Linked DNA regions of Homo sapiens: region 1 is linked to region 2. A link is a loop called in an ENCODE intact Hi-C map of the cell type or tissue named here. Cell type or tissue: gastrocnemius medialis. All regions are shown on one strand. Each heading gives the region's core, and the rest is flanking DNA. Links, peaks and the distances in the headings are about the cores only.

Region 1 (4,391 bases), core at 139-4,138, 290 kb after region 2:
AGTCATGTAACCACCACCACAATAGCCATATAGTACATTTCCATCACCCTACTCTGGATCCTGTGCTGAGAAAGACTGAAAGATGGAAGCAGAGAGATGAGTTGAAAACGTTACTGTGGTAATCTCGGTGAGAGAGAACCATGGCCTTAGACCAGGTGGCAGCAGTGCAGGTGATGAGAAGTGGTCATAATCTGAATATATTTTGAAAGTAGGAACAACAGGTTTTTCTGAAAGACTGGCTATAAGGTGTAAAATAAGTCGCAAATGACTCCAAGGTTTTTGTCCCAGCATATTGAAAGGATAGAGTTGCCATTAATTGAAACAGGCAAGACTGTGGGAGGAGCAAGTTTGGTGGGAGGAGCAAGTTTGGTGGCAGAAGACGAGTTTGGGGTATTTTCAGTTTAAAATGTCTAACAGATATTCAAGTGTAGGTAGTTTGAAATACAAATAAAATGTCCAACTGATTGGAACAATCTAAGCAGGGGAGAGGTGTGAGTTAGAGAGAGATTTGAGAGATAAACTATTTCAGAAATAAACTATAATGTATCCATCAGGAAAGGATAGCACTCTCAGGGTGTTTGGTGGTGGATACAGACTATTTCAACAAGGGAGCTAATTAGCAGACACTGTCCAGAAGAGAGGCTTCCTGGACTCTCAGTGACTGAAACATTCAGAAATATTCCTAGACTATATATTGGTAAGTTATTATGTCCTCGGAGATTTGTAGGAATATCCCTCAGAACACAAGAAGTTCTGATTCTTGAATAGGCCTTTTCCAAGTTGATTGTTCCACATTTTACACAAGCCCCTTGTGGAAAAGGTGCCCAGTTTATGGTGATAATGATTACAGAGTCGTAGAGTTAGAGCTTGGAAGATATCTTAAAGGTTCTCTTGGTCCAACCTCACACCTATGGCATGGCTGATAGATAATTAGAGTCACATCCAATGGAAATGATCTCACATCTCCCAGGCAGACTCTTCTCCTGATGGTCAACTCCATTAGAAAGTTCTTTCATGTCGGGCATAGTGGCTCATGCCTGTAATCCCAGCACTTTGGGAGGCTGAGGCGGGTGAATCACCCAAGGCTAGGAGTTCAAGACCAGCCTGGCCAACATGGTGAAACCCTGTAAAAAATACAAAAATTAGCTGGGTGTCGTGGAGCACGCCTGTAATCCCAGCTACTTGGGAGGCTGAGGCAGGAGAATTGCTTGAACCTGGAAGGATGAGGTTGCAGTGAGCTGAGATTGTGCCACTGCACTCCAGCCTGGGTAAAAGAGGGCAACTCTGTCTCAAAAAAAAAAAAAAAAAAAAGTTCTTTCTTGCGTGAAGCACACATATGCCTCACTGTCGTTACATTTTTTTCTGCGTCTCAGAGACCCCGATGAATGCCTTACTACATTTAGCAAATGAGACTCAAAGTGCAAGAGCTTCAATGTGACCATAAGTTTCACCTTCACGGGGCCTGTCAAATGGTTTAGGTTTCAAAACTTAAGCCCTTGGCCTTCACTAAAACTTCCCAGTATCTTCTGTCAAGAGGCTTCCTGGACTTTTGAAGAGAAAGTAAACTAAATGGGTGTTTGTTTCTCATCAGTGAAAGCAACGTGCTTGCAGAGGCCAGCTGGTCTATTTTTGTCTGTGGGTGGTGGATGGTTGCCAGGATTGAGCAGAGGTGTTTTCCTGTGGTAAAGACCAGAGATGGGGGTTGGTGGAGATGGTTCTTGATGCAGGAGAAGGAAGATTCGTGAACAGGATTCAGAACCTGGGAGCCTGTTGAGGAGGTCCTAGGGCTACCTTCAAGCTCAGACCCCTCATTCGCCGCCTCACTTGCATCCTTTTTCAATGTGTGCTCAGGGACTGCTAAGAGACTCATTCCTCCCCTAACAGGCAATAGCTATGAGGCTTTTAGTTGGGCCAGGTCTTGCAGGACACTCATCCTTCTGTATGATGGTCTCATTGCTGGTATCCTGGGTCCAAGTGTCCCCTACTCATCCTCACTAACAGGGCTCTGGCACTGCTTGTTTAGATGCAAATGTCTGGGGTGGGAGGACGTAACCACCTATAGTGGCACAAAATGCCCAGGAGTCAAGTTAATCCTAAGGATTTGGGGACTAACTCAGATGCAAAGCCTGAGAAACACCTGTCCACAGGCCCAAAGAATGTCTAGGGTTTTAGAGCCATGGATTTGAGACCCAGTAGAGCTGGGACTAAATGAAAGCAGTTTGGGAATAAGCCAATGTAGGGTCCTGGGTTATTTTAGCATCTGCACTTTCTTTAAGGGCCCACGTGTATGTGGGATATTCACAAGTGTGAATTCAGGGTGGTTTTTTTTTTAAATTGGGATTTTTAAATATAGATTTTAAAAATATAGATAAAAATATGGATTTCTGGGCCTTGTCCTTAGAAATTCTGATTCAGTGAGTCTGAGGGGGACTCAGAAAGCTGTCTTTTGAAAACTTTCCCAGTTTACTCCGATGTGTGTTTGGGAATCATCAGCTTAACGAATTAGAGGTGGGGCAGACACTTGTCTGTCAACATCCAAATTTCCTGTCCTCAGCCTTGGTGGTGCGCTTGCCTTCATATTTCTTTTGCCTACCTGGATGACTCCTGCGACTTGATTACCTCCCTGCCCAGTCTTAGCAAAAGTGAGCTAATGTGTAAAGAGTGCTTAGCATAGGGCCGGTACTTAGTAATCACTCAATAAAAGGAGGTTGTTATTCTTATTATCTGTGGTTAAAATGATATGACATGCCTGAGCTGTATGACTCATTGGACCAGGCAGTAATATCCCTTGAACACAGTGGAATTAGGTCAACCTCCTACCACCACTAATCCTGGCATCTCTCCTCCCCCAGTGAGCTTCCTATTTGGCCCTGTTGGGTTCTCACTTGGTGCCAGTCTGACTTTCTTGGGTTTGCTTTCTATTCTTTTGGCAGGACCCAGAGCAGGTACAATTCCCTTTGTGTTTGTTTAGAAACTGCTCTTCAGTGGTTGAGAGGAGTTGGGCCTCCCAGTCACAGTGTTTTGGTGGTTTGTTTCCATTTCTCCTTTGTGGTTGTGTTTATGACTGTGGTACAACTACTTGGAACTGAAATGTAGTTTCTTTGGAGACAGGGGTATTCTGTAGACACGGTGAAATTCCTTGGACTTGGAGGGTCTCCAGAATGCAATACAATATCTCTAACTGGCTCTAGAACTACCCAGAGTGAATAGGATTCTATTGTTACAGCTAGAACTAGGGTGAATGAATGCAGGATTCTTCATTTATTCAGCCAATGTGTGTGAGCACTTCTAATGTGCCAGGCACTACTAGTACTGGGAAGAATAAAATAGCCCTGACCATTGCAGCCAAGATTTTCTTTGTTCCCTTTCTAGGCCATCAAGCACAATGCTTCCAGGTTAACCTTCACACACTCACACTCACACTCACAGGTGTTAACACTTACTGTATGTTAGGGTAAAAAGTTGGTAGGGGGCCGGGCGCGGTGGCTCACGCCTGTAATCCCAGCACTTTGGAAGGTCAAGGCGGGTGTATCACCTGAGGTCGGGAGTTCGAGACAAGCCTGGCCAACATGGCGAAACCCTGTCTCTACTAAAAATACAAACAAACAAACGAACAAGAGGGCATGGTGGCCGGCGCCTGTAATCCCAGCTACTCGGGGGGCTGAGGCAGGAGAATCGCTTGAGCCTGGAAGGCAAAGGTTGCAGTGAGCCAAGATCGCGCCATTGCACTCCAGCCTGGGCAACAACAGTGAAACTCGTCTCAAAAAAAAAAAAAAAAAAAAAGTTGGTAGGGTATAGTCCCTGTCACTCAGAAACACAAAATTATCCTACTTTAAGGCCTGTTTGGAATGAATGAAATATATTTATTCTACCAAGTGCTTGGGACTAGAATAGAGTTATAATAGAAATGCATGGAGAGTACAGGAGCATGAGAACTAAATCTACTTCAAAGGAGTCATTTGCTGAATACCTACTACATGCCCAGCGATAGAGAAAAACAGCTTCAGCTTCAGAGCTGAGATGTGTGGACTTTTGAGTAACAGAAACCTGAGTTTGTAAACTGGATCTACACACAGCTGTGTGACCTTGGGCAAGCTATTTATCCTCTCTGAGCCTCACATTTCTTGTCTATGAAGTGGAAGAAATAATATCTACCACAAAGCATTATTGGAAAGGATAAAAGAGACTTTTTTTTAAAATTAATTACTTCATTTTTTTGAGACGGAGTCTGGCTCTGTCGCCCAGGCTGGAGTGCAGTGGCGCAATCTCGGCTCACTACAAGTTCCGCCTCCCGGGTTCACGCCATTCTCCTGCCTCAGCCTCCCGTGTAGCTGGGACTACAGGTGCCCACCGCCCCACCCTGCTAATTTTTTGTATTTTTTAGTAGAGAC
Region 2 (4,391 bases), core at 252-4,251:
TAACACTAATGTCAGAGATGCTAAGAAGGTATCATGGAGGAAGCACTACCACCCCAAGGACGAGGCAGCAAAGGGGTGCATTTGGAATGATTAAAACTTAGAGACAGGAGCACCTTGTGGGGCTGGAACCAGACATCTGGTGAGGTGGGGGGTGCCTGCCGGCTGGTGTTGGCCTCTGAATTAGGGGTGAAGTTAGTTCTACAAGTGTTAGAAAGATTGTAAACTGAATTTAGCTGCTGCTATGGTAAGGAACTGCTGCTGCCGGGGTGAAGAAGTACTACCGGAGCCGCTTACAAGAACAGAAGTAAACAAGAAAAAGAGGGCTTCCCTCCAGCTTTCCAGTGTCCTTCTAGCACCCCCTACTGGCTGAATCCGATAGGAAGCAGCTGCCAAAGCCAAAAGTGGTTTGCCAAGTCCCAGCCCTACCATCAAAGAAGAGAGAATAGAAGAAGGACTAGAGTGACCAGGAGCTGAAGCCTGAGCCTGCTCTCATGCACACATGTGTGCACGCACACTTGCCTATGCTCACAGGTATACACCTACACATGGACCACAAGCGCCCTCTCCACAGATTTGATTGTGGGTCCTACGCTTTGGGTGTCACGCAAAGTCAGCAAACCTCAAGGCCTTGACTACAGAGACTTTTCTGATTCTGAAACTCCGGCCTCAAACATCACCCATCATCGTCCCATCCCCAAACAGCCACCAGTTTGAGTCCTTTCTGTAAAAAGGAAGCTCAGAGTTCTCCATCTCTGGAGAGATACCTGGGCTTTCAGGGAGAAAATGTCAACAGCAGCCACCCCATGTCTCCTGGAGGGGACTCCAGTAGAGGCCCAGGGAAAAGCAAGCTCTGCACCAAACTGCCCAGTGTGTAGTGAACACAACAGAGCTCATTTACCAACAGGAGGCACACACTAAACACATTCTTCTGGTCTCTGCTTAATCCCAGCTCATTCTGTCTTATTAGGTCCCTCTGCTCTCCTATTGTTTTCCACCACTGTGCATTGCTGTGTCGTTCAGAGCATGTGTCACAGTGTGCTTTTTTTTTTTCCAAAATGTGCTGTCTGTCTATCTCCTCCTCTAGATTGCCAACTCACAAGAGTGGGGCCATGCCAGCTTCTTCCACCCCTGCAGACTCAGGGCCTGGCACATCATAAGTCTCAAGTGTTTGTCAAATGAATCTATTAAAAAATAGAAAATGGCTCTAGAGGCATTGAGATAAATGGACAGGTGATGGATCTGTAGATTGGGGTGTATGCGACATAACGAACTCTGAGGAATGTTGTGGAAGGCAATTGCTCTCCTGTCCTACAAACCATCTCCAGATAAAGAGGACAGCAGGCAGGATGACTGCTCTGCCATCATGGTGTTTCTGCTGTGCTTGTGACTCTGTTCAGCCCTGTACATCCATGGAGATTAGGGCCTGAACCCAGGCTTCTCCCCTCATCCCAACTTCACCTCTGCTTCTTGGAAGGCATGGGGCTCATTGAGTGTTATAGCTGGTGGGACCCTATAGATTACAAAGGTGGCTCCACATCACCATCACCTGGGGAACATTTAAAAACATCAGTGTCTGGACACTACCACTAGTTTCCGATTCTTTGAGTTCCACAGTTCAGTGTAGCATAGTGGATGCCCAGAAACATGAACTCAAGTCCTAACTCTGCCACATACTGTATGATCTTGGCCAAGTTACTTGACTTCTCTCTGCCTCGATTTCTGGAGATGACAGCAGTATCAATCTCACAGGCTTGTTGTGAGGATCAAAGTCAACAATGTATGTGAAGCTCTTGGTGCAATGTCTGGCTCAGAGTAAATACTGAATAAAATGTAGCTATTATTGAAATTATTATCTCACAGCTACTTAGCGGCTGGCGTGGGATGAGCCTCCTGATCCTGGATCCAGTGTTCTTTCCAACACGTCACTCTGAATGTGCACACAGCCTGAGGTCAGACTCGGCAAGGCAAACATATAGTTGCTCTCCCTGGGACCCTTTAATTAAACCGTATGGAACAGAGAACTGCCCCTGAGAACCAACAGCAGATCTGACCCCTGGGAAGCAGAGAGCTGGAGAACACAGGAGTTCGGCAGTGCAGCTTTCAGGTCCTTTGGGAAGCCATTTGGCTGCTTCTGTTAGCATTTCATTATGGAAATACTGGGAACCAAAAATAGAAGTTCTTGAGGGAGCTTAATCCTCTGGGCTTTACAAAACAGCTGCTGGAGAGTTCCCGGAATTGACCACCAGGGGGCACTGTCGTCCCATGCAGGCAGCTGCTGGTGGGTCGGACCAGGACAGAAGTGTCCAAGAAAAAACCAACACCCTTCAGCAAGCTCCTACCCCAAGCCTGCCTTGCTGGGGACTCTGTGGCTGGGATCCCTGTGGATCTCCACAGCTCCTGGTCCTAGAGAAACCACTTTGCAACTCAGCCCACTGCTCTCCTCTTTGGGGACCCTTAAGAGCAGAGCAGGTTCCTGCATTTATTTTAATCGATCCTTCCTCCCACCTCACCCCAAAACCAGGACCTAGGGCAGTGCTGGACATATAATAAGCAAGAAATATGCATCTCCTTTGTTGATTAATGGATATGTGAAATCAGGTGCAATTGTTAAATTGTGGGACGTATCAAATAACAAAATTTCAATAAATTGAGCTGTAAAGGTCTAGTTTGCCTTTATTAGCAATTCATGAACTGGGCAGTATCCAGTCTACAAAATAAAAAGGAACTCCCATGAGCTGAGCTAAGGGCTGAGCTTATAGGCAGAAAAGGCTGAAGAAAGCCAAAACAAGAAATAAGATGCAGATTGGCCGTTTCAAAGTTACTTTCCTTATTGAGGATCTTGTTAGCCTAATGGGATATGACTATCAACTCTCTCCTGATTTCTCAGAAGCTCAGATCCAAGTAAACAGCTTCGTTTTTGGTTTCGTGGTGCGGAACCTTAGTGTGAGTGACTCCATTTTGGATGGGTCTGTTGGACCCTAATGCAGGAGGTCAGTCCAAATAATGGCCTCCCATACATTTTGTTTAACAGAAGGAAACTGCTTGATCTTTGAAGGAATGGCAGAGAGAGTGCAGTGGTGTGAATCAGACAGAGGTTATGAGTGACAGTTAAGGGGAGGGTCATGGATAAACGGGAAAGGGGAAGAAGTGAGAGGGCTCAGGCAGGAAGGCAACAGATGTATTTCAGGGATCCTGAGTAGTAAGAGATTCCTCAATGTGGAGGCCAAATCCAGAAATATGGGGGAGATTAGACAAGGGAGTCCCAGCCACAGCTCACATGGCCTCCAGGTGGGCATCACCGGCCACCACAGCCACTATGACCTCTCCTATCTTTGGGGTGGCTTGCAGCTGCCACCAGCAGGCTCTGAGCTCCCACAGGTGGGCCTGGGTCCCACGACCTCCCTCTGGGTGATGCCATGGGGCTTAGTACCCTGAGCCTGTATCACACATCCTTAGTCCGAGAGAGCCTCTCTCAAATGACAGCAGGTCTTGTTCACCACAGAATTCTGTGAAGACTAGAGCACAAGAAATACTTGTTAACTAAAGGATTAAACTATGTGTTAAAAAAAAAAAAAAAAAAAAAAAGCAAAACAAGGCCAGGTGTAGTGGCACATGCCTACAATCCCAGCACTTTGGCAGGCCGAGGCAGGAGGATTACTTGAGATCAGGAGTTCAAGACCACCCTGGCCAACATAGTGAAACTCTGTCTTTACTAAAAGTAAAAAAATTAGCCGGGTGTGGTGGCAGGTGCCTGTAATCCCAGCTACTTGGGAGGCTGAGGCAGGAGAATCACTTGAACCCAGGAGGCAGAGGTTGCAGTTTGCACCATTGCACTCCAGCCTGGGAGACAGAGAGACAGACAGACACACACATACACACACACACACACACAGAAGTAGAGTCTCTCTCCACAGGACCTCCAGGTACCTTCCCTGGCTATGATTTTAGAGTCTCTGCCACCAGCTCGGCATGCCACATCCTAATTCCAATGGCCCTGGGGTGGAGCTCCCTGGAAGGCTCGATCTTGAAGCACAACAGGGCAGAATGGAAAGTGGCCAGGCTGGAAGGAAGACTTGCCTTGGAATCTCAGCTCCAGCACCTCTCAGTTGTCAGAGGTGTAGTTTCCCTTGCAAGTTACTTATGCTTCCTAAGACCCAACCAAATGTTAGTACCACCTTGAAGAGAATAAATTAAGCCGCAAACATGGCATGCCAGCACCTGGCTCATGCTAGCCCAGTGCCGCTATTGCAATGACCATCAGCACCGACTTGGACAAGAGGCAGGGGCAGGGGCAGTGAGGCAGGAAGTAGGCTTCAGCTGGGAGAGGCAAGGACAGGGTAGAGGTAACTGCAGCCAAGGGGGCGGGGGGACAGCAGGGGAGCAAAAGCCTG

The links. Peaks named below come from ENCODE experiments on the same cell type or tissue, not always from the same donor. Only the 100,000 strongest peaks of a DNase experiment are listed, where the experiment ranks them.
Region 1: a loop joins it to region 2, with 5 times the contacts of the local background. A loop is called at or near these places in 1 of 110 quality-filtered maps.

What each region holds. Positions count from the first base shown.
Region 1 is chr1:212,160,007-212,164,397 of GRCh38, reverse strand. No RefSeq gene overlaps it. Among named protein-coding and RNA genes, the nearest start is that of MIR3122, 85 kb to the right of the region's middle. RefSeq lists an enhancer at 3,056-3,165. In gastrocnemius medialis, for the core only: no CTCF peak of the experiment used is centred there; a DNase peak (open chromatin) is centred at 1,657; H3K27ac peaks cover 3,269 bases.
Region 2 is chr1:212,453,916-212,458,306 of GRCh38, reverse strand. No RefSeq gene overlaps it. Among named protein-coding and RNA genes, the nearest start is that of LINC02771, 17 kb to the left of the region's middle. In gastrocnemius medialis, for the core only: CTCF peaks have their summits at 361 (motif pointing left) and 2,237 (motif pointing right); DNase peaks (open chromatin) are centred at 389, 1,947 and 2,256; H3K4me3 peaks cover 293 bases; H3K27ac peaks cover 1,132 bases.